2 separate regions of the Homo sapiens genome follow, and region 1 is linked to region 2. A link is a loop called in an ENCODE intact Hi-C map of the cell type or tissue named here. Cell type or tissue: Panc1. All regions are shown on one strand. Each heading gives the region's core, and the rest is flanking DNA. Links, peaks and the distances in the headings are about the cores only.

The links. A loop is a pair of places that touch in the nucleus more often than their neighbours do. Peaks named below come from ENCODE experiments on the same cell type or tissue, not always from the same donor. Only the 100,000 strongest peaks of a DNase experiment are listed, where the experiment ranks them.
Region 1: it touches region 2 in a loop (3-fold over the local background); 7 of 110 quality-filtered maps call a loop at or near these places.

What each region holds. Positions count from the first base shown.
Region 1 is chr3:22,545,274-22,561,694 of GRCh38, reverse strand. No RefSeq gene overlaps it. Among named protein-coding and RNA genes, the nearest start is that of ZNF385D-AS2, 600 kb to the right of the region's middle. In Panc1, for the core only: no CTCF peak of the experiment used is centred there; no DNase peak of the experiment used is centred there.
Region 2 is chr3:22,170,023-22,186,443 of GRCh38, reverse strand. It overlaps a transcript of ZNF385D not described here. Among named protein-coding and RNA genes, the nearest start is that of ZNF385D-AS2, 220 kb to the right of the region's middle. In Panc1, for the core only: no CTCF peak of the experiment used is centred there; a DNase peak (open chromatin) is centred at 10,333.

The DNA.
Region 1 (16,421 bases), core at 4,460-9,459, 380 kb before region 2:
TAGAAGTAGGTTAAATTGTATCAATTTAAATTGTCCCTTTTTCTCAAGGATATAAATGAATAAAACAGCTAACAAGCCTGGAGAATAGAGATTTTATTATAACATTGGATGATGTAAAATGTATTGCAGAATAGAAGAAAGACTTTTGCACATAAAGTTTGAATGTCTATTGTTCATGTAGTTGCATTATACTCTAGTACAAACTGATTTTATTAATTTGTTTAAATCTCACTTTCATTCTTTCCTTGGGAGTAATACGTGCATCCTGAGACTAATAGGCAATGAGATTCTTGCACAGGAAGTGAAAATGAGCTACAAAAAATAATTTTACTCTATTTTGAAAAAGAAGACCCAGAAATGTAGCTAACAGCCCGTTATATGCTATGGGTCCTTTAGGTCATGTCTTTGGGCCTTTGCTTGTCAAAGGATGGGGCTGAAAAGATGATTGATTTTCTTCTGGCTGTAACATTCTACTAGTCTTCAGTGCTCAGCGTTAAATGAAATGATGTTTTGATGTTGAAAATACTAGTTTACATTATTTATTTATGCACCCTCTTTATTTCCAAAAAGGCCTGGAGCAACATACAATAAAAACTTGAATATAATAAGGCCAAGAATCACTCTGTAATAAAAGTCGAGCCACTCAAACTTTGTGCATCAGTTTTATTGGTGGAAAGGGAATCTGAAAAAAACATAATACACAGCTGTCAAGTGGATTATATGGAATGATGTATATAAAATTTCCTGCGTTGTTCGTGGTCTGTAGTTCCCATCTCTATCCTCCCAGGTAAAAAACGGAAGACAGGGAAATATTGTAACAAAACTCTGAGCGAAGAACATGGCAGTCATTAAACACAAAAATAGGCCCAACTTGGTGCTGCCCGGTAGCAAAATCGAAAAAGAGACAGATATTTTTCTGACCATAAGTCACCTATAGATCTCACCAGTAGAGTCTTTATACATAACATTGCATAACTTGAGGCATATCTTTAATAACAATTCTATCAAAATATATTTTCTATATAAAAGGTTCATTAAAGATTTTTAAATTCAAAACATAGTATCTTCTGGAAATACTGAAAAACGATTGCAGATATATTTATCTAATATTTGATACCTCCTGTAGCCAGTAAGTCCTGGCAAATTTCCTAAACCTTAATTTAACACATTTAAAAATAAATTCTTGTGAGTAGAGAATTTCAAACATGTTTATAGTCTATGACCTACTAATTTAGCCCGAGAAGAAGCTAGCCTAAGGTTAAATCAAATACAAAATCCAGAGAAAGGCTTAAGTCATTCAAATATTTATTGCTGCATTATTTTTAATAGATAAACATTACACATGACCTAAAGAAACCAAAGTCTGATAATGGGTAACAAATAAATGCTGATACATAGAGCTGACATATGTGATACATGCAAGTATCAGAATTTTCTTCCTTTTTGAGGCTAAATAATCAATTGCGTGTATATGCTACGTTTTATGTGTCCATCCATTAATGGACACGTGGGTTACTTCTGCCTTTTGGCTATTGTGAATAATGCTGCTATGAACACTGGTGTACAGTCTGTCTTTGAAACCCTGCTTTTAATTATTTTGGGCATATACCTTGAAATGGAATTGCTAGATTATATGGTAACTTTTACATTTTTGAGGAACTGTTATATTGATTTTCATAATGGCTGTACCATTTTACATTCCCACCAATCATGTACAAGAGTTTCAATTTCTCTACATCCTCGTCATCCTTTGGTATGTCCTGTTTTTTTTTTTTGTTTTCATACTGGATGTCCTAATGGGTATGAAGTAGTAACTCATGGTGGTTTTGTTGTGCGTTTTCCTAATGACAATGATGTTGAGCCTCTTTTCATATGCTTCTTAGCAATTTGTATATCTTCTTTGGAGAAAAGTCTGTTCAAGTGCTTTGCCCATTTTTAAACTATTTGTTTTTGAGTTGTAGGAGCTCTTCATTTGTTTGGTGATTTGAAGATATATGATTTATAAATACTGTCTTTCATTCCATGGGTTGCCTTTTCACTCTGTTGATTGTGTCCTTTGATGAGGAAATGTTAAATTTTGATGTAGTCCAGTTTATCTAGTTATGCTTTCATAACATACTTACCTAACATAATTTAGAATACAGTGCAATGATAGTTATAAAATGTATAACATGAATAGGATCATGTTAACGGAAAAAGTAGGAAAAAAAACTGTAAATAAGAAATCCCTAATTTAAAACATCAAAAACTAATGAATTAAGTCCCACAATGGTAAACTGAATTTTTATTTCTGAAATAGACGGTGTTCATGTTATGTATGCTGTACTTAGGTTCTAAAAGCACATTTCACACTATTTAAATAGAATAGTTTATCAGAAAACAAGTCAAACAGAAATACATGCTTTTTAAAGAATGCTTTAATCGTATACCACCAAGTATTTAAATTATAAGGCACAATACATTTATTTATGTAGTAATATATTATCCAACATATTATTGGATAATAATATTGGTAACTTTTTTGCACAAGTTATTTGAGGCTTCTTAAAATGCTAGGCAGGTTTTATTAAAGATGACTCTCTTCCTATTTATTCTACTTATTTGTATTTCTACTTATCCTTATTTGTAGCAATACAGGCATGCTTCATCATGTCAAGAAACTTTGTACTACATTCAAATTTTACCTCATACATTTATACATTCGTCTATTCAATTATTTTATTTTCAAATGTTTGCTGTGGATATGATGGTGAACAAGAGACATAATGTGTCTGTCCTCATGGAGCTTACATTTTATTAGGGGAAGATAGATATTATACATGGAATAGGTAAGCAAATCTGGCAATGTCAGAGAGGGAAAGTTTCTATGAAGGCAATAAAGTAGGAATAGCAACAGAGAAGGGGAGAACTATTCTCCAGAATGCTGGCATTGCTTATTTTACTTGTATCTATATCTAGGAGAATACTGAAAAGTTTTCTGTTAGCTAAAGTATGGTTTTCATGCTTAGTTCTTTTTTAAAAAAATCTTCAACAGTTCTTACTTTTCCATTTCAATAAGAATTTCAATGCTAAAATTTTTGGATCCAATAATTCAAACCACGAAAGAAACTTTTAGTTCTAGGATATGTGTAATGTGTGTAATGTTTGTCACAGTTTCAGTGATACTTATTATAGCATAAAGTTTCAAGATCTTGACCAAACTTAGGGCAGAGTTTTTTCCAAATTCCTTTATGATTGAACTATGGCTGAATATGATACTAGGCCTGCCAAGTTCTGTTGTTTGGTGAGAAAATTTTGTGGTATCAGTGTCACCAAGACTGTTTCAACTGTCTAGTATACAGGTATAGGAATTTACATCATCTGATTCTAGAACAATAGAATAAAAAGTTTTCCTATTTCCTACATTAGCAAAACAGCTTTCTTATCATCATTGGTTCTATGGGCCTAGCACTATCATGGGCTTCAAGCATCTCTTTGCTTGCCTTGAAGGAGAGCACTCACTGTGCAATGGGACCATTTTATCTCACAGAGTAGATTTAGAATCTTTTATTCTTGATTCTTGTTGACTCAAACCATCAAGAATTAATTTCCCAAATAAAAGATTTCATTGACTTTTTTTGGTTTTTAATTTTATGGGCCATGCATGTGCTGTCCATTTCAAGTACAGCAAAGCAAAGGAAATTCACAAATTGAAGAAGATCTACAAAATTAAAAAGTAATTATGAAATAAATGTTTGCATTGTATATACATGGTTGTAGATTGGCTTATGTGTCCCAATATGGAAAACATACTTAAGTAGCAATCTTTTGGCAATGGTATATGTGAGTTTTGGTGAGTACTGCAGTTTTAAGTTAGAAGGGTTATAAATATAGGGGTCACATGTCAAGCTGTTTTAAGGCAGATACTCTCTATTTAACATGATCTAAACTTCAGGTTAAAAGAATCTGCACCCATAACAAAATATTTATAGTCTCAGATTCCTAAGAGAATAAATGATATCTTTTGGTTCTCTGACCCCACCTTCTCAGATAGCTTCTTGAAGAAAGCAGAAGCTTACTCATTAAAAAGTAAGTGCCATGAAGTAGCAAATTTGGAGGTGGAAATTAGGAAGAAATATCCTTGGGTCCTGAAAGATATGGAAATAGATTTAAAACACATTATTGAGAAAACTAGGAATAGGGAGAAGGGGTGAAATTCTATTTGTTCTTTTTCAATTTGAATTTAAGTGATTCATGTATTACTTGTATTGAAAGGAGAGAATAGAAGTATCAAGTTGTTTTCCCTTATGTTTTTCTGCAGGTTGTGAAAAACAAACTATTAGAATATTAGAATTAACAGGAATTACAATCCTCATCTCCACCTCCGCATTTCGTAGATGGGAAAAGAGAGGTGCAGCCATGAGGTGACCTACCAAGGTCACAGAGCTAGCTTGACACAGCTAGGTTCCTCCACTGTCTCCCCTTCTCTGGCTGCAGGGAAGAGTTCAGCCTGGGTAAGACAGCCTCACTCTTCCATTTTTCAGCCTGAGTAATGAGGAGGGTGGAGATGGAAATGGCTATATCTGTGACGTGAATGTTGTTTTCACTGCCTCTATACAAGTGAGTTATTTTCATTCCTTCCTGATGTCCTTGATTTTTAATTGTAAAATGAGTGACACTTTGAACTCCCTTATAGTTTGGCTTTATTTTCTGCTACCACCAGTATGTACAAATTGTACAAATTGGAATCTTTCTCAGAGTATCTGAAGCTCTACTTTCTATCAGAAAAAGAAAAGCTGACAGGCAGTTTAGATGTATCTTTTCCTTTTTCTTTTGTGAGCGTCTTGTTGCACTGCAGGTCAATTGTCAGAAATATTTATTTAGCTGAAGTTCTCTTTCTGAGCCGACTGAGGCAAAAAGTGGTTGATTGAAAAGTCAGTGTACATGGGTTCACCACTCTGCAATCAACAGGACAATCAAAGGTGCTGGAGTGTTTTTTTTTCCAGGTTCAGGTTGCACTGCATCATGCTTGTACATACGATGCTCAGCATTTGAAGTTTAAATATTGCTGGGACTAAGAAGCCACATAAATATGACCTGAACTCTGATTGCCACCAAATTGGAATGGCATGTCTAAAGATTTTAGAGTCAGCCTTGAGTTTTGTGGCTTTACAAATTTGTAGAAGCTTTGCGAGTGTAAATAAAACTTGGAGTTTCACTCAAAATCCTGAGGAATGAATACATATATGCATAGACATACACACTTCATTGTAGCAAGCCGCTGAGGAAAACTGACAGTGCCTTGCGCTTAGAGAAGATAAAGGAGAAACACATGTACGTTGCAAGTCACAATTAAAATTCAGGAGCAGAAAAGAATTTACTTTCTATCTTTTCTGACCGTTAGTTGGAGGTTGGTTGGTTGAGGTTTTTGGCCTGTGTACAGACTTGTTATCTGAGGGTACAGTGCAGGAAAACTCATTTAGTCATCATCATCATCACCAAAATCACCACTGCCATTCTGCCACCAAATACCCGTTGCTGATTTGAGAACCTGCCACATAAGGGCATAGCACAAACAGCATGAATTGGCAGAAAGAGCTTATTCTTCTTTAAATTTTCATGGCTGGGCAATTGGCTAAGTTGCAATTTTCAAGTGACCTTCTCTCACTAAACCATATGCACACATACTCGGTCATGTAACAGCAGTCCTTTTTGAACATCTACTGTTTGTCAAGCACTTACAGGCACTAGGCATCTCTACTGTTGAATGTGATAGACATGCTCCATGCTCTTGTGGAGCTTAGAGGAGATGATAAAACAATTTTAAAGTGCTAAGTGCTCTGAGCTTGTGCAGTCCAGAAAATGTCACCAAGGAGAGAATACTTGAGCTGAGTCTGCAGGGCTTAGGCAGCATCATGTGAATATCTGGGGCAAGTCTTGCAAGGCAGAGGGAAAAGCAAGAGACAGAGCTTTAAAATAGAAATAAGCTTGAAGTATTTGAAGAACATAAAGAAGGCTAGTATAGTGGGACTATTGAAAGCAAGGAAGTAGATGGAAGAAAATGAGATTAGAGAGGTATGGGAGGGCTTGGTCTGGCTGGGCTACATAGAGAATAGTGAGGGTTCATGCTGGCACACCCCTGGAGGGTTTAAGCAGGGGGTGAGATCGGACTGCGTTTTAGAAATGTAAGGAATAGATTGATTGCAAAGTGGATGATAATGTGTGTTTCGTGAGGAAGGGATTTGTATCTGTTTCATTCACTGCTGTATCTCCAGCCCTGGAACAGTGCCTGGCAAATAAGAGGTGTGTGAGAAGTACCTGTTGAATGTACAGATAGGTATGTGTGTGTGTTCTTATGATTTTTTTTGTATTTTATTTTATTTTTAATTTTATTATTATACTTTAAGTTTTAGGGTACATGTGCACAACGTGAAGGTTTGTTACATATGTATACATGTGCCATGTTGGTGTGCTGCACCCATTAACTCGTCATTTAGCATTAGGTATATCTCCTAATGCTATCCCTCCCTCCTCCCCCCACCCCACAACAGTCCCCAGTGTGTGATGTTCCCCTTCCTGTGTCCATGTGTTCTCATTGTTCATTTCTCACCTATGAGTGAGAACATGTGGTGTTTGGTTTTTTGTCCTTGCGATAGTTTGCTGAGAATGATGGTTTCCAGTTTCATCCATGTCCCTACAAAGGACATGAACTCATCCTTTTGTATGGCTGCATAGTATTCCATGGTGTATATGTGCCACATTTTCTTCATCCAGTCTATCGTTGTTGGACATTTAGGTTGGTTCCAAGTCTTTGCTATTGTGAATAGTGCCGCAATAAACATATGTGTACATGTGTCTTTATAGCAGCATGATTTATAATCCTTTCGGTATATACCCAGTAATGGGATGGCTGGGTCAAATGGTATTTCTAGTTCAAGATCCCTGAGGAATTGCCACACTGACTTCCACAATGGTTGAACTAGTTTACAGTCCCACCAACAGTGTAAAAGTGTTCCTATTTCTCCACATCCTCTCCAGCACCGTTGTTTCCTGACTTTTTAATGATTGCCATTCTAACTGGTGTGAGATGGTATCTCATTGTGGTTTTGATTTGCATTTCTCTGATGACCAGGGATGATGAGCATTTTTTCCTGTGTTTTTTTTGGCTGCATAAATGTCTTCTTTTGAGAGGTGTCTATTCATATCCTTCGCCCACTTTTTGATGGAGTTGTTTGTTTTTTTCTTTTAAATTTGTTTGAGTTCATTGTAGATTCTGGATATTAGTCCTTTGTCAGATGAGTAGGTTGCAAAAATTTTCTCCCATTATGTAGGTTGCCTGTTCACTCTGATGGTAGTTTCTTTTGCTGTGCAGAAGCTCTTTAGTTTAATTAGATCCCATTTGTCAATTTTGGCTTTTGTTGCCATTGTTCTTATGATTTTTAACAGCTTTGTTAAGTGTCCTTTTCCCCTTCTAGAATTGCTGCATGTACTTATTTTTTCCCCTAGAAAATAGTTCTATTTATTGGAAGTTCAACTTTTTTCCCAAAGCATATTAGTAATTTGTTTTCTTTTATTTAGTCTATACATTTTATATATACGAATTATATTCCTAAAATTCCGTGCAAAGCCCTGTGCTTTTCTGACTTGTTAATCTGCTATTAATTATATTTTAGACCTTTCCTTTTTTTGTAAAAACAAAAAACAAAAAAAAATGCACCAAGAAATTTTTCTCACAAAAATTTCATTTTCTTTGTGTGTTTGTGTGTGTGTGTGTGTGTGTTAATTTAATAACTTAGTCACTAGAGATAGCTTTATTGGTTCCTTACACATTCAGCTCTATTTTATTTGCTCATTTTCTCTTTTATTATTTTACAGGATTTTGTATCAGGGTGTTTAAATTGTGCTTCTTTGCCTTGTCTCACTTCTGTAAATATATTTTAGGTTCCTAGAGAGGGCTATTTTTCCCTTTACTTGTCTGTCAAGGGTGCTTATTACTTGAATAGCACATTATAGTCTGTCTGGTGCTAGGACCACACATAATGGTAAAACTTGGACGTTTATAGAGATATTACCTCTAGACTCTACTAAGTAGATGCCCATATTGCCTTTCCTTGAAGTATTTCAGTAGCCTCTCAACTGACCTCATTGTCTATAGTTTTTCTTCATTCCAAGTTATCCTCCACTTAATGTCTCTGCTTATTAAGACAGGGGTTTGCTGATGTCACTTCCTCACTTACTTACAAAACTTTTGAAGATTCTACCTTATGTATAAAATAAATATTGGTTACAATAATGTACAATTTCAGACCTCTTACCATCTGACTCTCCCTACCACATCAGCTCCATAACTCATTTCCCTACCACCCACACCACCGTGTAGAGTTGGGCCATACTTGATTACATCCTCCTTCAATCGAAAGCACCCGCAGCCTCCTGTCTTTGTTTACATTTGTCGTCTTTGCCTGCTTTTTTCATCTCACCAAAATCTTCTCCTCCTTCAAGTGTCTCTGCAATGCCATTCTCAGACGTCTTGGACAAAACTGATGCTCGGGGAACTTTGCTTATGCTGCTGTTCTTCCTTCTTGCCTACCTGTTTGTCTTTTCCCTCCGCTCCCCTCCCCTTGCCTTCCCTTCCCACAGGGTCTTGCTCTATTGCTCAGGCTGGAGTGCAGTGGTGCAGTTATGGCTCATTGCAGCCTCAACCTCCTGGGCTCAAGTGATCCTCCTGACCCAGCCACCTGCGTAGCTAGGACTACAGGCATGCCCCACCATGTCTAGTTAATTTTTGTATATATTTTTTTCTTTGTAGAGACAGGATTTTGCCCTGTTGCCCAGGCTGGTGTTAAATTTCTGGCTCAAGCAGTTCCACCCATTTCGGCCTCCCAAAGTGCTGAGATTACAGGCGTGAGCCGCCACACCCAGGCTTGCTGTTTTATTTCTAAACTATTTCTGTCATATTTAATTGGTGACATATCTCTCCTCCTTACTGGTCTATGAATGCCTTGAAGGTGGGGGAAGAATTTGCTCATCATTTTATCACCAGAACCACATGCAGTGTTTGACCAACTGCATGGTCAGTTGAATACTCACTGAATGAGTATTCAATACTCGATGAACAAGGGAGTGACTGAGTGACCGAGTGAATAATTATGTTTGTAAGCACAGGTTGAATTGCATGGCCAGCATCATTCTCTATATTGGCAAAACTTTGTCATGTAAGGGACTCTGAGATGCTGCTATTATTGAGACAAACACTAGCTGATTGGATCACCTTGAAACTTGAGCCAGAGTAGTTGGGAGAAGGGTTTGCTCTTAAATATAAGGCATCTCAGCTATTATCCTTTTTCTGGAATGACACTGCATTCATAGTTCATGCATTTACTTTGAACAATATTTAAATAAACTTCTTATTGAAGTGTAACACTTATACATAAAAGCGTACTAGTCATAAGGAGATGGCATGAGAAATTGTCACAGCCAGGCAATCAGCACACAGCCTGTAACAGGCATTACTGATGCTGTGCATCATAGCCCTGCAGCCCACCTGGATTCAACTGCATGTGGGAAAGATGGGGTCTTGCACTTTCTCTGTCACAATGAAAAACTGTTGATAGAAAGAGGACGTGGGTGGTTAATTCCCATGGGGCAACCCTCAAACAACAGGTTGGGAGTCTGGTCCTAGGTGGCACAGACTGCTCATCCTCCTCATCCTCATCCTCCATCCTCATCCTCCAGTGAAACATGAGCAGGACAAACCTGTTCCAAATGGTTCTCAGAGAGTTAACAGCAGCAAGAATAAGCCCATACTGTCTGCAGTGGCATCGGCTCATTAGTGCAACTTTCTTTGCTTGCTTTCCCTTCTTCCCTGTCTTACCTTCTCCATGTCCTCACTTGTACTTTATGTGATCAACTCTCAAATTACATGCATCCAAATCCCTATTTCAGGGTCTACTTTCGAGAAGAGCCCAAGCTAAGACACCAGATAAGAAGCAGAATACTAGCAGAATGCTATCAGCATCCCAGAAGTCTATTTGTGCCCCTTCTCAAGGACTATACTCTTCTTCCTGCCCAAAGATAATGACTATTCTGATACCATAGATACTTTGCCATTTTTAAGTTTATATAAATAGAATTATGCAGTGTTTTCTTTTGTTTTGATTTCTTTCATTCAATTAGGTTCATGAGATTCATCTGTTTCATTTTGTGTAGCAAGTTTATTCTTTTTACTGACATTGTATTTCATCGTGTAACTATATCACAATTTGTAATTTATTCATGAGGATATTTTGAATGTTTCTAGTATGAGCATTCTTGTATATGCCTTTTGATACTCATTCATATGTATATCCACACATATATGTGTGGATGTGTTCCAGCATATATATTTGTACATATGTATGTGTGTGTATATTTATATATATATTTATTTATATGTGTGTGTGTCTATGTGTAGAAAGAGCTTATAATATACACACACATATTTACGTATATGTACACACATATATACACACACATATTTCTGTTGGGCATGTATGTAGGATTTGAACTGCTAGGTCATTGGATATTTGTGTATTCAGCTTCAGTAGATTCTACAAAAAGATTTTCTGAAGTGATTGTGCTAGTTTGTACTCCTACTAGCAATGAATTGAGGCTTTCTTTTCTTTCTTTCTTTCTTTTTCTGAGATGGAGTTTCACTCTTGTTGCCCAGGCCGGAGTGCAATGGCTCAATCCCAGCTCACTGCAACCTCCACCTCCTGGGTTCAAGAGATTCTCCTGCCTCAGCCTCCTGAGTAGCTGGGATTACAGGCAAGTGCTGCCACACCCAGCTAATTTTGTATTTTTAGTAGAGACGGAGTTTCTCCATGTTTGTCAGGCTGTTCTAGAACTCCTGACCTCAGGTGATCCACCCGCCTCAGCTTCCCAAAGTGCTGGGATTACAGGTGTGAGCCACCACGCCCAGCCTGAATTTAGGGTTTCTAAATTTTAAATGTTTAGTAATTGTTGTAGATACATATTTGTTAGGGTTTATATTTGCACTGTCCTAATGACTAGTGAAGTTGGGCATTTTTTAGTGTGGTTTTTTTCCATGCAGCTCTCTTTTTCCCAATTTTATTGTGAAAAAATGCACAAAAATCTACTATCTTAACCAATTTTAAGTGTACATTTCAGTGTTATTAAGTATATTCATACTGTTTGTGGTTGTGCAACCATCACCACCATTCATCTGCAGAATGGTTTCATCTTTCTGTGCATCTCTTTCAGAAGTAGAGAAAACTCTTTGAGAATCCCCAGAATAAGACTTGCCCTCATATGGCCATTGGCTACAACTGGATCATGGATGTTTATACATACATTTGTGAAGTTTTGAAATCCTTTTCTTGTGAAGGACTTGTTCAAATATTTTCCCACTTTCTTTTTAAATGGCTTCATTGTTTTGTCCATTTGAAGGAATTCCTCACATAATCTGCATATAACTCTTTTACCAATTATATTTGTTGTAAATATCTTCTTTCACATTGTCAGTTTCTTTTCCCCTGTATCAATGGTGTCTTTTTAATAATCGATGGTTCTTAATTTTAATGTAGTTCAATTCATTGATTTCACTATAGTTATTACTATTTTTTTCATCCGGTTTAAGCTATCTTTTTCTTCCCCAAGTTCTTGAAGATATTCAATCTTATTGTCTTCTAGCAGTCTATAATCAACATTTGAAACTACATTATTTTTACTTGATATTATGTCTAGAATCCAATTTTCATACTATTAGTTTTTTTAAACATGTGGCAGAAACATTTCAAAATCTATGCATCATATAACGAAACGTTAAATGTATCTTATATAAATTCTGCTTCACTTATTCAAATGTCTCTTGTAGAATTTCAAGCTCTTTTGTTTAAATTTCCTATATAAAAGCCCAGCTTCTCATTTTCTTTTTTAAAAGGGCTTATTTAGCTTTCATTTTTTTTAAAATAATTTCACACTTTTTCAAGGTGATTTACTAACCAGGTGAGATAAAATATAATAAAATTTGTTAAAACAAATAGCAGAGGTCAGAAGTTAGAAAAGAAACATTTTGGGGTACCGTTACTTTAGTGGATTACAAAACTACAGCAGTGAGTGAGAAACGAAACCACTTTGAGCAATTGAAATGTCAGAACTGAATACAGACATCTGTTACCTAATATCTGTAATCTGTTTTTAAAAATCAGATGTTTTGCCCACATTTTAGGCAATTTGCTAATTGGAAAGCTATTTCCTACTTTTTAAACGGGAAGAAGTTATTGTCTTTTACCTGTGAACTTATCAATTTCCTAAAATGTGCACAATATGGCAATGTGCTTTCCAATAACAAACCATGCTATACACATTGCTTATGAACTTTAATATGGTTGCTAACAACCAGTAGTCTTCTACACAGTAACATGTACAAGTTGCCTTCTCAGTGCCATTGACATCCAGGATGTGAATCTGCTTTCTTGACACTCCAAATACTTTTCAGAATATCTATAGTAATAAGGTCATCCCATTTAATAATGTATATGAAAAATAACTCTAGATTTCTCCCCTACTTAATTTTGTGAAAAACATTGTATGAGTTTTGTGGATGAAACATAATTTTATTCTATGCAAACACTGGACAAAGCCATTGTATTGAGAAGTGTATATATATTATATGAAGCTTGGATAATAAACAATAGGAGATGTGCAAATGAAAATATTAGCCCAGGAAATGGTGTATTGGTATATCTGTACAGACTGTGGAAGTAAAGGCTACAACAACTACTTGGAGATTCGGTCAAGGTCCAATATATCAGTAATACAATAAAAGTAAAATTACTAAATTCACCTATTAAAACAGAGCATTAAATAAGATTAAAAAAGAACTAGCTATATGGAGTTAATAAAAGTGACAACTAAAATCTAAGGCTAGAGAAATTTTGAAAATAAAGAGTTGAAATGTCTAGTACATAGGAACCAAAAATACAAAAGAAATAGGAACATCACTTTATGTTAAAAGAAACAATCTGCTAAGAATATATAACTCTCAAGACTTTTATGCATTTAACAACCTAACCAGGATTTATGACATATAAAATGAAAATAATTATACTTTTGGAAAATTTAGAAACATATAAAGAAGGCAGAAAGTGACAACAGTGTTAGTAAGGCTATACCATAATGGAACAGCAAAATTAATAAGCTTAAATTAATAAATGTATATAAAATCTTTCATCCAACACCCAAAGAATATACATTCTTTTTAGTGCTTATTCACACACTTGTATAAACTTATTTATTACAAGGCCACAAAGAGATTCTCAAAAAATTTCAGAAAAACAGTATTATATAAGTGATAGTCTCTGACTAAAGTTAATATTGCAAATATTCATAGATATAACTAGCAGAAACAGACTTTTTAAAGTCCTCAGAGTTTATAAGCATGTAAAATGGTCATAAGACCAAATGCTGGAGAACTAGTGACTTAGTTAAACTTTCTGTTCTCTCTTTTTTTTCACCCCACATAAAAAAATCAGACTTCAGTCAGCTTCACAGTTTCACTTTACTAGGCTTCATAGAACAGTCACAGTATTTGCTAAATGTATCCTATTCTGTTTAGGATCGTAAAACTAATATCAAAACCCAACTGGGATTATAAAGGATAAAAATTTTATGTTAATTCTTAGACAAAGCACTAGCAAGTAAAATCTAACATTGTCTAAAAGAAACACAGACTAGGCACAGTGGCTCATGTCTGTAATACCCGCACTTTACCGGGGCCAAGGTGGGTGGATCACTTGAGCCCATGAGTTTGAGACCAGCCTGGGAAATATGGCAAAATCCTGTCTCTGCAAAAAAAAAATACAAAAATTATCCAGCTGTGTTAGTACATGCCTGTAGTCCCAGCTACTAGGGAGGCTGAGGTGGGAGGATTGCTTGAACCCAAGCGGTTGAGGCTGCAGTGAGCTGTGATTGTACCACTGCACTCCAGCCTGGGCAACAGAGCTAGACTCTGTCTCAAAATAAATTCAATAAATAAATAAATAAGTAGATTTTAATCCACAATCATAAGGATAATTCACATGAAAAACAAATGTAATCATTTCATTAATATATTAAAAGTAATGTATTAAAAAGTCTAGTAATCTCCTAAATAGATATGGAAAAGGCTTTTAATATAATCCAGTAACATACTTGTTAAAATCTCATCCCAAACAGAAATAGAAAGCATTGTCCTTAATCTGTGTGTTAGTCCATTTTCTCACTGCTGTATAGAATTGCCTGAGACTGGATAATTTATAAACAAAAAAGTGTATTGACTCACAGTTCCCCATGGCTGGAGAGAACTCAGGAAACTTACAACCATGGCAGGAGGTAAAGGGAAAGCAAGGCATGTCTTACACGGCAGCAGGAGAGAGAGCGGGGGAAGTGCCACAGTTTTAAACCATCAGATCTTGTAAGAACTCACTATCACAAGAACAGCATGGGGAAAACCGCCCTCATGATCCAATCATCTCCCACCAGGTTCCTTCCTCAACACATGGGGATTACAATTTGAGATGAGACTTGGGTGGGGACACAGAGCCAAATCATGTCAATCTGATACATGGTAACTACTAACATCACAGTTAGTGGTCTAAATTTAGAAGACAAATCAAATTAGAATCAGAAACAATAGGGGTATGTCTGCCATCATCACCATTGTTCTTTAATCTACTGGTAGTCACATCCTACACAATAAGCAAAAAAAATGGAAGAAAGGAAGGAAGGAAAACAGGCAGGCTATTTAAAAGGAGGAGATACAATTATTATTTGTGGATAAAAGGTTGTACATTGTAATCTAAGAAATTTACTAGCCAAATTTATAAATTAGTGTTAATTCAGTAAAGTTTTTGGAGAAAGGATCAATATATAATATTTGATAGTGTTTACATACATCAGGAATAGCCAATTGCAAGGGTAGTCAGGAAAATCTATTTCATTAGTAATAGCAACAAATGACAGGGTACTGAGAAATCCATCTAAAATTTCAGTTACAAAAACTTTATGAAGACAATGTCAAGCCTTTAAGGGTTTTAAAATATATAAAAAGTGATAAGTTTAGAGATTAGCTACATTTGTGGATGGAGTGACGAGACTAGTTGTAATTCACTTCAAGCTAATCTATAAATTCATTGTAATTTCAGTGGAAATTTTAAGTGTTTTTTCATGAAACCTGACAAAGTAATTCTAAAATTAGTGGGTTTGGTTGAAATTCCAATAAAAGTTGAAGTAATTCTTAAGGGGAAAACAGAAAAAAAGAGACAAATCCTATGAGAATAAAACCTTATGTTTGTTTTTTATTTATTTATTTTTTGGAAAGATACAGTGACTGAAACAGTGACAAGCAGATTACCAGAACATTATATAGAAACTCAAAACAGAGGCAAATATGAAAAATTGCAGAGAATAGAGGTGGTGCTCAAATTTCCAAGGAGACAGTCACCTAGGGAGATGCTAGAAAATTTGGCTAGGCTTTTTTTTTTTTTTTTTTTTTTTTTGAGACAGAGTCTCGTTCTGTCACCCAGGCTGGAGTGCAGTGGCGCGATCTTGGCTCACTGCAAGCTCCACCTCCTGGGTTCACCCTATTCTGCCTCAACCTCCTGAGTAGCTGGGACTACAGGCGCCCACCAACATGCCTGGCTAATTTTTTTTGTATTTTTTAGTAGAGATGGGGTTTCACCGTGTTAGCCAGGGTGGTCTCGATCTCCTGACCTCGTGATCCGCCCGCCTCGGCCTCCCAAAGTGCTGGAATTACAGGCGTGAGCCACTGTGCACGGCCTTGGCTGGGTATCTTATCAGAAATAAAATTATGTCAGTATTAGATCATATAAAAATATTATAGTTATAATTTTTTAAAAACAACAAAAAGGATCCCAAATTTGCAAAAACAACGTAGGATAAATTTTGATGACCTGAGGGTAGAAAGGATTTTTTAAAGATAGCACATTGCACATAGTGTAGAGAAAACATGGATAAATCTGACCAAGTTAATATTAGAAATTCTGCTATAACCCAATCTCAGAAGTGACATGCCATCGCTACTGCTGTATCTGTCGGTCACACAGATTGCTACTGGTACCATATGAGACGGGACTACACAAGGGTGTAAATACTAGGAAGCAGGAATCACTGGGGCCATCATCGTAGAGACTAACAGCCACAGTTCCCTAATGCTTGTCCTACTCACTTCAGGACCCAGCACCAGATGCAAAAAAACAAAACCAAACAAAAACAAACAAAAAACCGTCACACATACATTGTTTAACCAGATCCTACAATTGCATAAGGCCAAATCCCAATAAAAATTCCTTATTCTGCATGGCTCCTAGAGGTCCTGCCTCTCTGACTTAATACAAGTATCAAGTATCTCTGACTTAATACAAGTATCCCTAACTGATACA
Region 2 (16,421 bases), core at 7,672-12,671:
TTATCTCCACTGAAGAGTGCTTTAACAAACCCAGGTGACACTCCCTTCTGTGACTTGTTCCTGTGTTTCCATGGTTGACCATTTCCTTGAAGTCAGTATTTCTTCATGTCTCTGGATGTGTTTATTCAAGTTACGTCAAATTACTTCTGAACTCATGCTCGTCTGGGAGCATTCTTTCTCTCCAAGATGACTTTGAAGATTTTTTTTCTGATACATTATGTATTGATTTCAAAGATTAATTCTTCAGAGACCTTTCTTATTTTGAAGTTCCTAAAGAAAAACCTCACTTTCTAACTCCAATTACGTGAAGTAAACTTGCTTAATTAAGCAATCAGAATGCAAAACTAGTAGAATTTGGAAACATTATTTAAGAGTGTGTGAGTGTTTGTCCAGGAAAGTCCCAAGTTGTGCCTATTTACAATTTTAGTAAAATATTATTAAAAGTTGAACTAAAACAAGCCAACATGAGTTGAGTAGAGATCTACCCTTTCATGCCACCTTCTGCCACTGTCCTGTCATGCAATAAATGAAGTTATCAGGTTAACACGTGGTTAAATGTACAATACACTCAGCAATAACATCCCTTTATCTGCACAGATTTCAGACAAAATAACATCTTTCTCCCCAGGGTGCTTTTCCAGGTGGGACAGAAATCTTTTATTTTTAAAAAAGAAAGTGGACAGGGCATGGTGGCTCACACCTGTAATCCCAGCACTTTGGAAGGCCAAGGCGGGTGGATCATGACGTTAGGAGTTCAAGACCAGCCTGGCCAAGATGGTGAATCGCTATCTCTACTAAAAATACAAAAATTAGCTGGGTGTGGTGGCAGGTGCCTGTAATCCCAGCTACTCAGGGGGCTGAGGTAGGAGAATTGCTTGAACCCGGGAGGCGGAGGTTGCAGTGAGCCAAGATCGCACTGCACTCCAGCCTGGACGACAGAGTGAGACTCCATCTCAAAAAGAAAGAAAAAGTGAACATTGAATGGGTAGATCATATTTAAATACATGTATTATTTGTTTTAGGAAAAAGAGATTGCCACTGTCCATGGTTTTTGCGCATAAAATTGTAGTTTAGCTTGCATTAAGCCTGCAATAATAGTTGTTTTACTAACGAGCACCATTGAATTACAAACGAGTATGACACAATATTATATCTAAACATTTGCCTATTATGCCATTTAATTTGGCTCAAATGTTCTCTTAGTATTTCGTTTCTGTCCCGTTATTATTGATCTATACATTTATTACTTGAAACTTGCAATTTTAAAGTTTCTACAACCTTTTCAGTTTTTATCACTGGAATTTTGGATCGAGTAAAGTAGATTGCTCTCTCATTGGTAGATTATAGATACAGTGAACTGAAGTTGATAGTAAATAACAATATCCAATGTACAGCAAGGTATCTCCTGATTTCAGCATTTCTGGGAGAAAACTCATGTTTATTTAAAACACATTTTAACCTACCTAAAAACTCAGGACAAGGCAGGATTTAAAAAAAAAATAAGATTAAAAAAATGGCCAAGTGACATCACTACAAATTTTAAAAACAGGTATCTATGGAGCCACAAATCTATAACATCTTAGATGTGAAGGAAGTTCATGGCAATGTAGTCCATTTGTCCTTTTTCGTTTTGTTTTGTTTGAGACGTAGTTTCACTCTTGTCACCCGGGCTGGAGTGCAACCTCCTCCTCCCAGTTTAAGCGATTTTCCTACCTCAGCCTCCTGAGTAGCTGGGATTATAGGTACCTGCCACCACGCCTGGCTAATTTTTGTGTTTGTAAGTAGAGACAGGGTTTCACCATGTTGGACAGTCTGGTCTCGAATTCCTGACCTCAGGTGATCCACCCTCTTCGGCCTCCCAAAGTGCTGGGATTACAGGCATGAGCCACTGTACCTGGCCCCGTTTGTCTATCCTTGAATCTAGTACCATCAAGTCTTTTGTTTCTGTAGTTGAATTCTGAGAGCATCATCAAATGCAAAAGTTTTATACATTAGCACACACAGTATTGAAGATTTGAGATCTGCCACAATGAGAGGAAAATTAAATGATAAAACATGTTGAAATGATTTATCTCCCTTGAAGTCAAAGCAAACAAAAATTTTTAAGATATATTTTAAAGACAAAACACCATGTTGCCCTGACGTCAATAATGGTTCCATGAACATGAGTGTGAAATATCACTTTTCCAAGTGGGCCAGGATTTATTGCATTGGAAGGGAATAGAGATCATTTGTTCACCTCCTTCTTACAAATGGGAGAACAGAGTCAGAGGGGTGAAGGGTTTGCTGGAGGCCACACAACTTGAACATGTTACAGTCAGCACACTTTGATAATCCTTGCTTTTTGTACCACTACTGTAAGTAAATTAATGATCAGAACTCCTAAAAGTGATCTTTGAATTCACCAGAGAATTGGAGTTGATATTTAGTTTAAAATTCACATACTGACAAAGTGAAACTCATAGTTTTGTACCCTACATTTCTTAAATCTTAACCTAAATAAAAAACGGAACTTCCTTTTTTTAATTAACAGTTCTTTCACAGCATAAAAGTAAAATATAAAAAATGCAAAAAAAAATTTGTTGAAAACTAAATTTAAAAAAAAAACTAAAGCTACAGAAAAGGTGAAAAAATAACTAATAGTTCTAAGACCTCCATTTTGCCAAGTTCCATTTTAATTATAAAGAAACATTCAAAAGGGCAATTATAGTTTAATAATCTACTAAACCCATTTTTAAATGAAAATATATGTATTAATGATACAATAGAAATATACTTTTATAAGTAACTTTCATAAAGAATCCTTGGTTTTAAAACTTTCCATTCTCGGGAGGCCGAGGCGGGTGAATCACGAGGTCAGGAGTTTGAGACTAGCCTGGCCAATATGGTGAAACACCGTCTCTACTAAAAATACAAAAATTAGCTGGGCATGGTGGTGTGTGCCTGTAGTCCCAGCTACTCAGGAGGCTGAGGCAGGAGAATCGCTTGAACCCGGGAGGCGGAGGTTGTAGTGAGCCAAGATTGCACCACTGCACACTGCACTCCAGCCTGGGCGACAGAGTGAGACTCCATCTCAAATTAAAAAAATAAGTAAATAAATAACTTCTCATTCTCTGAAGATCAAAGCACTTGAGAAGAGCAGAATGCATACTGTTACCTTTAAGATAATTTTTAAGATAATTTAATTTTAACTACCCGAGTTAGATGACTGTGAAAAATAAAAACAAAAAATGTCCAAGGAACTTCCTCTCTTAATACTATATGTAAACTTAACTATTCATGCTATAGTTTTAACTCATTATTTTTCTTTCATTAATAGAAGTGGACAGAAGCTAAAAACCACCTTCAATTAATAATATTCCTTTATTTGCTTTAAGACTTTTATTAAGGCTCTTCCTTGCCTCCTTTTCAGGTCTAAGAAACCCAGTTTTTTACAATTTAATTTTAATACTTAATCTTTCACATTTTTTCTTAGATCTATATTTCTATCCATATCCATCATTTCTCTATTTGGAGCTTAAATCTAAATATAATGCATTTGCAAAATATAAATATAACAAAACATTTACTAAAGTCTCCTACATATGAAAAAAATCTCTATTGTATATGTATAATTATTTTTTATCTTAAATTTACTACCCTGCAGTACATTTTTATTTATAATAACTGCTATAAGTAATTTTCAATTTGGATTCTTTTAACAGTCTAGACTTAGTTCTACAAACTTATTAAACAATCTTTCAAACTTATTTGGATAATAGAAAAATATGTTAAATGGTACCATAGTGAAAAATGAATACTACCTAGTTTATCTTTTTAATGAGTTTCTACTCTCTCTAAGTCAAATTCGATAGTGATACATTAGTCAATGTATCTAGTATAGCAAATAAATTTCTTCTTATATGGTAAATCTGAGTAATTTGTGGATCCCTGCAATGTGTCCTGTGAAACCAAATCCAGCCTCTGAAGGAAAGATTGTCATAATTGATTAGTTATGTCTGTCATGGATGTGCATCAGGTGATCAAGTTCTTCATATGGGAAAGAGTTAACTTATTTCTTTCAACTTTTACTCAAGTATGTTTGGGATTAGGGATACAGCTGGGATATTTAATTCATTTAACTAAAAAACATGGTTTTGGTTAGGTGGTAATTTGTTTTAAGACATTTTCTTGACAAATATTTTTCCTTGGAAATTTGGGTTACTTTCTAATTTTAATATTAATTATTGCAAGAGAGTTAATTGGTATAGTAGTTATGTATTTATGCATAATAATATTACAGAAGCTTTATGTCTTAAGACAACACACATTTATTAGCTCACAATTTCTGAGGAGCAGTAGTCCACACATTGCCTAACCAGGACTTCTTCCAGGCTACAATAAAGATATAGGCAGGGATGTGTTTTCATCTATCGTTCAACTGGGGAAGGAACCACCTCCTCACTCATATGTTTGTTTGCGGCATTCAGCTGCTTATTATGGTTTCATTTTTTGACTGGTTGTTGGCCAGAGACTACCCTAAGATCCTTGCCACATGATCCTCTTCACAGGGAAACTCATAATAAGATCACATTTTTTTCAAATTGTAGAAGTGAAATGTAAGACAACATGAAAAAGCTTTGGCAGCTTGCTTCTTTAAAGCTAGTGAAGGAGAGTCTATGGGCATTACTATCTTTTTGTAACATAATCCCACTCATGATGTATATCCCATCACCTTTACCATATTCTTTTTTTTTTTTTTTTTTTGAGACGGAGTCTCACTCTTTCGCCCAGGCCGGAGTGCAGTGGCCCCATCTCCGCTCACTGCAAGCTCCGCCTCCTGAGTTCACACCATTCTCCTGCCTCAGCCTCCAGAGTAGCTGGGACTACAGGCGCCCGCCACTGCGACCGGCTAATTTTGTGTGTGTGTTTAGTAGAGAGGGGGTTTCACCGTGTTCGCCAGCATGGTCTCGATCTCCTGACCTCGTGATCCGCCCGCCTCGGCCTCCCAAAGTGCTGGGATTACAGGCTTGAGACACCGCGCCCGGCCACCTTTACCATATTCTATTGGTAGAAGCTAGTTACAGGTTCTACCCTCCAGGAGAGTGGACTGTGGAAAGGTCTGATTACCTCAAGGTGGAAATTAGAGGGGCCATCCTAGAGTATATGTGCCACTGTTAGGATGCGTAAATTTTCAGGGAAATTTATCTGGGTATAAGAAAATATTCTCATATAGCCTGAAGATATCCTGAATCGTTAGTATCTGCTCTTCTCCTTTAATAGTGAAAGGGAGAAAACTGTAAAAGGAAACATTGATCTAAGAGTAATTATGACATTTATAAGAATTGTTATGGAAAAACTGGTTGCAGATAATATAAGAAAGTCTATATTACAAAAAGACTAGGCATGGACAGCAGTTGAAATCACCAAAGTATTAAAATATATTTTAAGAAGACAGAATCAATGAGAAAAGAAAGAAAACCTGAGACTTTAAGCATTATAAATGAGAGAAGGAGAAAGCAAAGCTGTCTCTTAAAAAAAAAAAAAAAAGAACAAAAGCATATAGCTACTGGATTTACAAGCCGAAATCTTCATCACAATTCTCCTCTTAGCCTTACTGTTAAAAGTCATAGTATGATATTGGCTGTGGGTTTGTCGTAGATAGCTCTGATTATTTTGAGATATGTCCCATCAATACCTAATTTATTGAGAGTTTTTAGCATGAAGCGTTGTTGAATTTTGTCAAAGGCCTTTTCTGCATCTATTGAGATAATCATGTGGTTTTTGTCATTGGTTCTGTTTATATGCTGGATTATGCTTATTGATTTGCATATGTTGAACCAACCTTGCCTCCCAGGGATGAAGCCCACTTGATCATGGTGGATAAGCTTTTTGATGTTCTGCTGGATTTGGTTTGACAGTATTTTACTGAGGATTTTTGCATCGATGTTCATCAGGGATATTGGTCTAAAATTCCCTTTTTGTGTTGTGTCTCTGCCAGGCTTTGGTATCAGGATGATGCTGGCCTCATAAAATGAGTTAGGGAGGATTCCCTCTTTTTCTATTGATTGGAATAGTTTCAGAAGGAATGGTCCCAGCTCCTCCTTGTACCTGTGTTAGAATTCGGCTGTGAATCCGTCTTGTCCTGTACATGTTTGGTTAGTAAGCTATTAATTATTGCCTCAATTTCAGAGCCTGTTATTGGTCTATTCAGAGATTCAACTTCTTCCTGGTTTAGTCTTCGGAGGGTGTATGTGTCGAGGAATTTATCCATTTCTTCCAGATTTCTAGTTTACTTGCATAGAGGTGTTTATAGTATTCTCTGATGGTAGTTTGTATTTCTGTGGGATAGGTGGTTATATCCCCTTTATCATTTTTTATTGCATCTATTTGATTATTCTCTCTTTTCTTCTTTATTAGTCTTGCTAGTGGTCTATCAACTTTGTTGATCTTTTCAAAAAACCAGCTCCTGGATTCATTGATTTTTTGAAGGGTTTTTTGTGTCTCTGTTTCCTTCAGTTCTGCTCTGATCTTTGTTATTTCTTGCCTTCTGCTAGCTTTTGAATGTGTTTGCTCTTGCTTCTCTAGTTCTTTTAATTGTGATGTTAGGGTGTCAATTTTGGATCTTTCCTGCTTTCTCTTGTGGGCATTTAGTGCTATAAATTTCCCTCTACACACTGCTTTAAATGTGTCCCAGAGATTCTGGTATGTTGTGTCTTTGTTCTCATTGGTTTCAAAGAACTTCTTTATTTCTGCCTTCATTGAATGGGCAAAAACTGGAACCATTCCCTTTCAAAACTGGCACAAGGCAGTGATGCCTTCTCTCACCACTTCTGTTCAACATAGTATTCGAAGTTCTGGCCAGGGCAATCAGGCAGGAGAAGGAAATAAAGGGTATTCAATTAGGAAAAGAGGAAGTCAGATTGTCCCTGTTTGCAGATGACATGATTGTATATCTAGAAAACCCCGTCGTCTCAGCCCAAAATCTCCTTAAGCCGATAAGCAACTTCAGCAAAGTCTCAGGATACAAAATCAGTGTGCAAAAATCATAAGCATTCTTATACACCAATAACAGACACACAAGAGAGCCAAATCATGAGTGAACTCCCATTCACAATTTCTTCAAAGAGAATAAAATACCTAGGAATCCAACTTACAAGGGATGTGAAGGACCTCTTCAAGGAGAACTACAAACCACTGCTCAATGAAATAAAAGAGGATACAAACAAATGGAAGACCATTCCATGCTCATGGGTAGGAAGAATCAATATCGTGAAAATGGCCATACTGCCCAAAGTAATTTATAGATTCCATGCCATCCCCATCAAGCTACCAATGACCTTCTTCACAGAACTGGAAAAAACTACTTTAAAGTTCATATGGAACCAAAAAAGAGCCCACATCGCCAAGTCAATCCTAAGCCAAAAGAACAAAGCTGGAGGCATCACGCTGCCTGACTTCAAACTATACTACAAGGCTACTGTAACCAAAACAGCATGGTACTGGTACCAAAACAGAGATATAGACCAATGGAACAGAACAGAGCCCTCAGAAATAATGCCACATATCTACAACTATCTGATCTTTGACAAACCTGGCAAAAACAAGAAATGGGGAAAGGTTTCCCTATTTAATAAATGGTGCTGGGAAAACTGGCTAGCCATATGTAGAAAGCTGAAACTAGATCCCTTCCTTACACGTTATACAAAAATTAATTCAAGATAATTAAAGACTTACATGTTAGACCTAAATCCATAAAAACCCTAGAAGAAAACCTAGGCAATACCATTCAGGACATAGGCATGGGGGGCAAGGACTTCATGTCTAAAACACCAAAAGCAATGGCAACAAAAGCCAAAACTGACAAATGGGATCTAATTAAACTAAAGAGCTTCTGCACAGCAAAAGAAACTACCATCAGAGTGAACAGGCAACCTACAGAATGGGAGAAAAATTTTTGCAATCTACTCATCTGACAAAGGGCTAATATCCAGAATCTACAAAGAACTCAAACAAATTTACAAGAAAAAAACAACCCCATCAACAAGTGGGTGAAGGATATGCACAGACACTTCTCAAAAGAAGACATTAATGCAGCCAAAAGACACATGAAAAAATGCTTATCATCACTGGCCATCAGAGAAATGCAAATCAAAACCACAATGAGATGCCATCTCACACCAGTTAGAATGGCAATCATTAAAAAGTCAGGAAACAACAGGTACTGGAGAGGATGTGGAGAAATAGGAACACTTTTACACTGTTGGTGGGACTGTAAACTAGTTCAACCATTGTGGAAGTCGGTGTGGCGATTCCTCAGGGATCTAGAAGTAGAAATACCATTTGACCCAGCCATCCCATTACTGGGTATATACCCAAAGAATTATATATCATGCTGCTATAAAGACACATGTACACATATGTTTAATGCGGCAGTATTCACAATAGCAAAGACTTGGAACCAACCCAAATGTCCAACAATGATAGACTGGATTAAGAAAATGTGGCACATATACACCATGGAATACTGTACAGCCATAAAAAAGGATGAGTTCATGTTCTTTGTAGGGACATTGGATGAAGCTGGAAACCATCATTCTCAGCAAACTATCACAAGGACAAAAAACCAACCACCGTATGTTCTCACTCATAGGTGGGAATTGAACAGTGAGAACACATGGGCACAGGAAGGGGAACATCACACACCAGGGACTGTTGTGGGGTTTGGGGAGAGGGGAGAGATAGCATTTGGAGATATACCTAATGTTAAATGACGAGTTAATGGCTACAGCACACCAACACGGCACATGTATACATATGTAACAAACCTGCACATTGTGCACTTAAACCCTGAAACTTAAAAGTATAATAATAAAAAAAAGTCATAGTCAGTCTAGCCTACATTATCTCTCTCTTCTCAAACTTCACAGAGAACTAGGGTATTGTGTGATGTGATGTACAAATATCCTAAGTGGCTAAACGAGTGCTAGCACATGGCAGGTACTTAACATATATTTGTCATATGACTTTTTAATAACTTGTAGGGTGCCTACTTTTTTTCTTGGCATAACTTTTCACCAGATATACATAAGAACAATCATTCTCTAACTCAGGTCTTCAGAAATTTTTCTGGGGCAAACCTTTCTTAAGTTTTATGTAAGCTGTTTTAGATCCAAAGTAGAGTAGAACTAGCTGAAAGCACAAAGATATTTGGTGCATTTTCAAGAAAATAGGGTTGATGTTTAAAGTAGCTTTAAAAAAATCTGGTCTGAGAACTCAAGAGCAGGACTCACAGTGCAGCCTCAGCATCCCTGGTGTGATGGCAGACACGCTGTGTGGCATAACTCCAGGGGGATCATGTTTTGCCAAGGAGGCCCTGATGGCATGACTGATTCAAGAAGATATCCCTAAAATAGGAACAGTAGGTCAGAATACAGGAAAAGATTTGTGTACTGTTGGCTAAAAAAATGTAATAATAGTAATATAATATAATTTTTCATTGGTCTTTGAAACTTTGAGGAATACATTCGTGACGTTGAAATTTAAGACATATCTGATCTATTATTTATATAGTAGTAGATTCTACTTGAATGATTTACCTTTTTTAACAAAATGTTGTTGTTTTTATTTTCGAGGTTAAACTATGGGCTCCCATTTGGCCTCAAAAATATTTTAGTGCTTTCATGGTGAGTCATTTGAAGATTAAGGTAAAATTTCTTTTTGAAACTGAGGACTCAAAATAGAAATTCTGATTTGAAGCTTACAATTCTAAAAAGTCTACTGCTTAAAAGGAAGAAAGGAATGCATTTAAAAGTTCCATTCTGTATCTCATTCTGCCACTCTGGGCTTAATTTTTGTAGGTGAGTCTGCAAATATTCAGTTAAGACTTCCATCAACTTGTAAAAGCCATGGTTGTATTGAGACCAACAAATTTAATGTGATGCTGTGATGTGATAAAAACTGTACTTGAAATGCAATCCATTAACCTTCATTTGCCTTATGTAGTCTTCTATAATGTAATTTCCTGTCATAAAAGTAAGATGTTCCTAATTAAAATGTTCTCATTTTTGAAGTTCCTAAGTGATATTTAAGTTAGGAGGTGATGTAAAACAATTAATGCTTTTTAGTAAAGAACTTATGATAACATGTGACAAACAGTTTAGATTATCTTCTGTTCTGTGACTTTCCCCTGGTTTATCTTTAGTATCTGAGTTGTGTGGCTAAATATTGGTGAGTTCGTTAGCTGTGCTGTACACACACACACACCACTGAAGCTGAATGTTGTGTTAGAATATGTGTATGTTAGATATTTACAGAATTATAGTAATGCCATTTTTATGTCTTGGGAATTTCCAGATGCTGTAGTTTTAATTTTAAATTCACACTGCACTCTAGTGGGGAATTAGATCAAAGCAAAATTATTTTTATAATGGTACTTTACAGCTTGTGAACTATTTACAATTTTAATAGTGAAATATAGAAGATATTGTGACCCACTATAATTTTCTCAAATGCTAATGTTATAAATATGATTTTATATATTATATATAATATATATTTAATGTTTTACCATAACAGTAAAATAAATTTTTCTACATTAGTCTTGAATATAGAGGAAGATTCACTACTGAAGTAGTTTATTTGATTTATATATATATGTATTCCAAATATGATGCATAAAATCTATATACATTATATATGCATATGTATAATTTATACACATATATACAGTATGTATATGCATATACAGATGTAAGCAATACTCTCTAAATCCTAATACAAGGAAATGCTGAATAAAAGTTACTACGTATTTTTTTCATCGAAAAAAGGCCAAATTTCTTTCACAAGTTTTATGAATAAAAATGAGATTTAAAAATATTTGCCTATAATGGTTCATTACTAGTCTTAATTTTCTGAAGCAATTTAACTTAAATCCTGCATGGGCAACTTTGAATGGCAATGTGTGGCTAGAGCCACCTTTCAAATCACCTAATAGCTTTTTTTTTCTCATTTTTTCTAAGTTATTTCAAATTAATTTTAGTGCTTTTAAAATCCACTTATGATAATTGTCTCTGGAAATTATATTCCAAGTAAGCAGTATCTAATCCCATGACATGAGTACAGTATTTTTCTCTTTTTACTTTATATATGCTTATTCATGATTTCCACAACCTTTTACCATTTTTAAAGGTGATTTTAAATGCTTTCTGCAAAATGACGTATTACAGTAGCAGTTGTATCATCATATTCTTACAAATAATAAATCTTTGTTATATTTTTACCTTCATTTTATGAGCTGGTCAAGAAAATTGTATAAGAATTATAAACTCCATTAGGATTTGTATATATCATACAAATTACAACTCCCCTTCTGTGAAATGGACTAGACTGATATCTTCCCATACAGTACTTTTTTTCCATAATAAAGCAATTTTAAGAACTCTTTATAAGAGACTCTATAAGGAAGTCAGTATTGGTGGATTCTTCTTTTCAGAATAAGTTTTTTTGAGCAAAACTTTTGTAAAATTTGGGGAATATTTAGACATTAAATTTTATTTTTTCAATGAAGTTATTTTTAAAGAAATGGCCAAAATCTGTCACCTGTTGTGTTCTGTATAAATATTACTAAAACTTAAGAATATAAAGCTGCTTACCAAATAAACTTGTAATTTTGACTTTGTAATGAAATAGCCAGCTGTCATCTACCCTGACTAGTTGTATTTCAGTGTTATCGCCATGAAGTATCTCTAGATTAGATTTTTATTTTATTTTCCGTTGAACCAAAAATAATTTCTGGAGATATTATCATATCAAGATTTCTAAAGGAATTTTCAGTGTTTAGCCTTGGTCTCTACCACTATTTATATGAGAGTGTCTGTGCTAAATGTCTTCTAGATATGTAAATTCCTATCTGCCAACTTTTAAAAAAATTACACAGTGGGAGAAGTCATTGTAAAACAAGAATATTTTGGTTTATACCATTTAGAGTCGTATGACTTTGTAAGTCATTTGTAAAACTACTTACACTGTGGTTTATTGTGCACTAAACTGTCTGTTAGTGGCTGTCATCTACAGACGTTTCATTGTCAATTCAGATTGTCTTAGAAACTTGAGATTCTTGGAGATTTTAGAGGTTTGCCACTTTGACAAGGCATCAGATGCAAGAACAGTGACTAAAGGCAATCATAGACAAAACGATGTAACCTGGCTTGTTAAAGTTGAGATAAAACACACTATTTGCAGGGAAAGTTTTCTACTCATTAAAATTGGGTTTGGTTGTCAACTAAAATACACTATTTTACATACTTTCATTTTATATTAATGATTGTGGGAGTTGCAATAGGGTTAAAACACTAAAGCAAATATGAAGTTTATAAATTGTTAATTATGTGATGGTTGGCTTGGATATCTCTGTGTGTGTGTGTGTGTGTGTGTGTGTTTGTGTGTAAATGGCTTATAATCTTAATTGAAACTGATAATAAATAGAAGGAATCAGTTGAGGTGTATTAGATTTTTTGTTAGTGGGTTGGTAGCCCAGTTATTCAGAAGGAAAATTTGAATTAGATAAAATGACTTACAACTGTGTTCCATATTGGATTTTTCAACCCTCAACCGTTTCTTTTCTGAATTGAATTTACCTACCTAGTCACAGGCAGGAGAATTCTGAGCTTTTCACAGAGGGCTGGGGAGCCTTTCCATTGTAAGTTTGTATACGGCAAGTAAGAAGATAGGAGAAGGTCATTTCAGGCAAATTTGAGATAAAGAGCCATCCGATGGTGGACCGCACATGAAGCAGTGAATGTTTCCCTCATTCTTCAAATCACATAATTTATTTCTACCGTGAGATGAATGAGCAAGGGATAAAGAGAACAGAAGTTTCTTTCTCAGTTCTTTCCCAGAGCACACAAGTTCTCAAGAGGTTCCTGTTTTATTGTCAAGGAGAGAAAATGGTCTCTGCTCTATTTTCCAAATTTTAAAAAATATTAAATAAAACTTTTACTGTATAATTGTCTTAGAGTTGCAGAAAAGTTGCCAAATTGGTAGAGTTCCCATAGACCTCCCATCCAATTTTCTCTATTGTCGATATCTTTTGTAAATACGGTACATTTATTACAACTAACGAACTAATAATACATTATTATTAATGATACTCTACGTTTTATTTGGATTTCATTAATTTTTCCTCCGATGTCCATGTTTTATTTCAAGGCCCCATCCAGGATACCACATTTCATTTAGTTTTAGTATTTCTTTAGGCTCCACTGGGCTGTAACAATTTCTCAGACTTCCCCTAGTTTTGATGACCTTGACAGTTTTGCATATTGGTCAGGTATTTTGTATACTGTTCCTTAGTTTGTGTTTGTCTATTATTTCTGTAAGGAAGATCACAGAGGTGAAATACCATTGTTAGCACGTCATATTAAGGATTCTTGCTATCAATGTGACCTGTCACTGTTGATGTGAAACTTGATGTGGCTGAAGTATTATTTGTCAGGTTTCTTCACTATAAAGCTACTTTTCTCCTCTTTCTGTACCACACTGTTTAGATGCAAGTCACTAAGCATAACCTATACTTAAAGAGGAAGAAGAGTGTTGTGCCCTATCCCGCTTTGAATGGAGGATGTCTATTTAAGTTATTTGGAATACTTCTAAATGAGAGTTTGGTATCTATCTCCTTCATTTATATTTATATCAGTATATACTCATTGAAATTTATACTTTAGGTATTAATCCAATAATATGTTGCTTTGATTATTGCTCAAGTTGCTCCAGCTTTGTTTCTTCGGAGTTTTTTCAGTTGGCTTCTGTGTCTACAACTTTTGATTCTTAATTAGGTTACACGAATTGTAGGGTCCAGCAGAGACCCATGCCAGGGGTGGCGTGGGTTAGAGAAGATGAGCACTTCTCAGGGCAGTCTTGATACCAACAGCTGGTCCTTTGGCAAAGGTGGTGACATTTCAGCTTACGTCAGAACAGTGCACTAAATAAATCAACTGCAAGAACCACATTGCATCCCAGAAAAATATTGTTTCTACTTTTATTTTTTCTCAAATTAACTCACATACATTTTTTAATATAGCTTACTAAAAATGAGTCATCTTATGTGTGCCACATTTTAATTATTCCTGTGAGTCTGCAAGAGTAAATCAGTATCCACATCTAGAAAATTAAAACACACTCACACAAACAAACACCTCATTCCTTTGATAATTACTCTCAGGATAATTCCAGTTCTTGAACATGTTAAATAGTGCTGTCTATACCTACATTACTGTATTAAGCCAGACATCTTTCCAGTGTCTTAATGGTTCTGAGGGGTGAAGGTTAGGAGGGAAAAAAGTGGACAAATTGATAAATTATTTTGGGTTCCAAGACAGTCACCTAACGTTTATGTATGACTGCTGAACTTTTTCTCAGTGGAACTCAAATATGTCAAATTTCCATTTAAAAATTTAAGCATGTCGTTTTTACCATATTGGGGAGGAAAATTGCTTACGAATATTGCCTCCTACTTCAGAGAGTGCCATTTGAGCCACTGCAGTTTTCCTGCAAAATCTATAATTTTTTTTTTTTTTTTTTTTTTTTTTGAGACCGAGTCTTGCTCTGTTGCCCAGGCTGGGATGTAGTGGCGTGATCTCGGCTCACTGCAAGCTCTACCTCCCGGGTTCACTCCATTCTCCTGCCTCAGCCTCCCGAGTAGCTGGAACTACAGGCGCCTGGCACCACGCCCGGCTAATTTCTTGTATTTTTTAGTAGAGACGGGATTTCACTGTGTTAGCCACGATGGTCTCGATCTCCTGACCTTGTGATCCACCCGCCTCGGCCTCCCAAAGTGCTGGGATTACAGGCGTGAGCCACCGTGCCCGGGCATCTGTAAATGTTTTATGATGTCCTACCCCAGCCACAATAATTTGAGGTTCTCTTTTTTCCTTAGTGTCAATACCACATATTTTCTATTTCCTTTTAAAGTTGTCATTTTTGCAACTTAGTACAAAATTAATTGTTGACATTGCCTGATAATATAGTCTTTATTTTCTCAGGTGAGCAGGGAATTTCTCATGTGTAAGCAAATAAATCTCAGAGGCTTGAAAGAAAATTCTCCAATATTTTCCCCTGCTAAATTGTTAGCACATGTTCTTATTTTGTGGGTCAAGATGGAAATGTGAATCAAATAAGAAAATATTTTCTTCCAAATATATGCATACATTTAGCAAAAATGATGTGTTACAAGGGCACACCTACTGTGACTATCTCTGTAGCATTGCCTAATTCTGGCAAACCTAAGCTGTTCACGCTGGAGGAAATAAGTTCTTTGGCTTATTTCTTTGAAATTTATTGATTTATTTTTTCATAATAAATGGTCATCATGTGCAATTTTTTAAATACAGAAATGCTAAAGGAAACCAAGCCAACTCTAATCTTGCCACTCAGAATGAAATAATTCTAATACTTTTTCTAAGTCAAGTTTGTGCTTCATATGGTAGTAAATATACTCTACGTAAATTTACATCTTATTTTTGGTTTTTACTTATACACAAAATATTTTCCCATATTATAAAACTTTCCTGATCTGCTTTTAATGGCTATGCATATTGTGATTTTAGCACACCATCATTTACTTAATCATTTTACTACTTAACAATATTTGAGATAAAAGATTTAAAAGCATAAATCAACTCTAGACAAAAGAAGTTTTGAAATGTTCTGATTATAACCTGGATAGATACTTACATTTTTTTATTTATATAAAATAAGGAAAGCTGATATGCTTACATATTTTCCTTTGATTAAAATTAATCATTTTACAAAGTCTATAAATTTTCTTTTAAAATGACCATTTAAATTGCATATTTAAATTATTTTAACAAGGTTATCTGAGTAAGAGAGATAGAGTTTCCTTTTTAAAAGGAAGTTAATATATTTTAAATGAATTAGTTCACAAAGAAAGCATGCGTTATGTACTGACCAACCTTTTACTCATTTTGGAATTTGGATAGTGACTTCAATACCCATAAATAGATTCAAGTATTAGCCATTTTTGGTGGAGTTCACTAGTTTGATTTTCTTTAAAATTTTATTGGCAAACTGATAATACTTACATGTTGTTAAAAACATTTCAGCATTTGTTATCTCATTTACCTGATTCCAAAGTCCATGGCTTTTGTATCATTAAGTTTGTATAATTGCAAGGACCACTTTTGTGATGCTTGTCAGTTTAACTCCAGAACCTAGGAGGACGCTGTCACATAGCAGTCAGCTCATAAATGCACATTAAAATCATGACTGTTTTTCTCTGCTAATATTTTTCAAATACTTTAAAATAACTCCTTAAAGAACTGGGAGAATTGGAATGGAGAACTCCTATCTGGACCATAGTGTGCTAGAGAGGCTTGGGTAGTGGAAGTAGAGAAAACTTAGAAATGAGGTATTATTATTTTAAA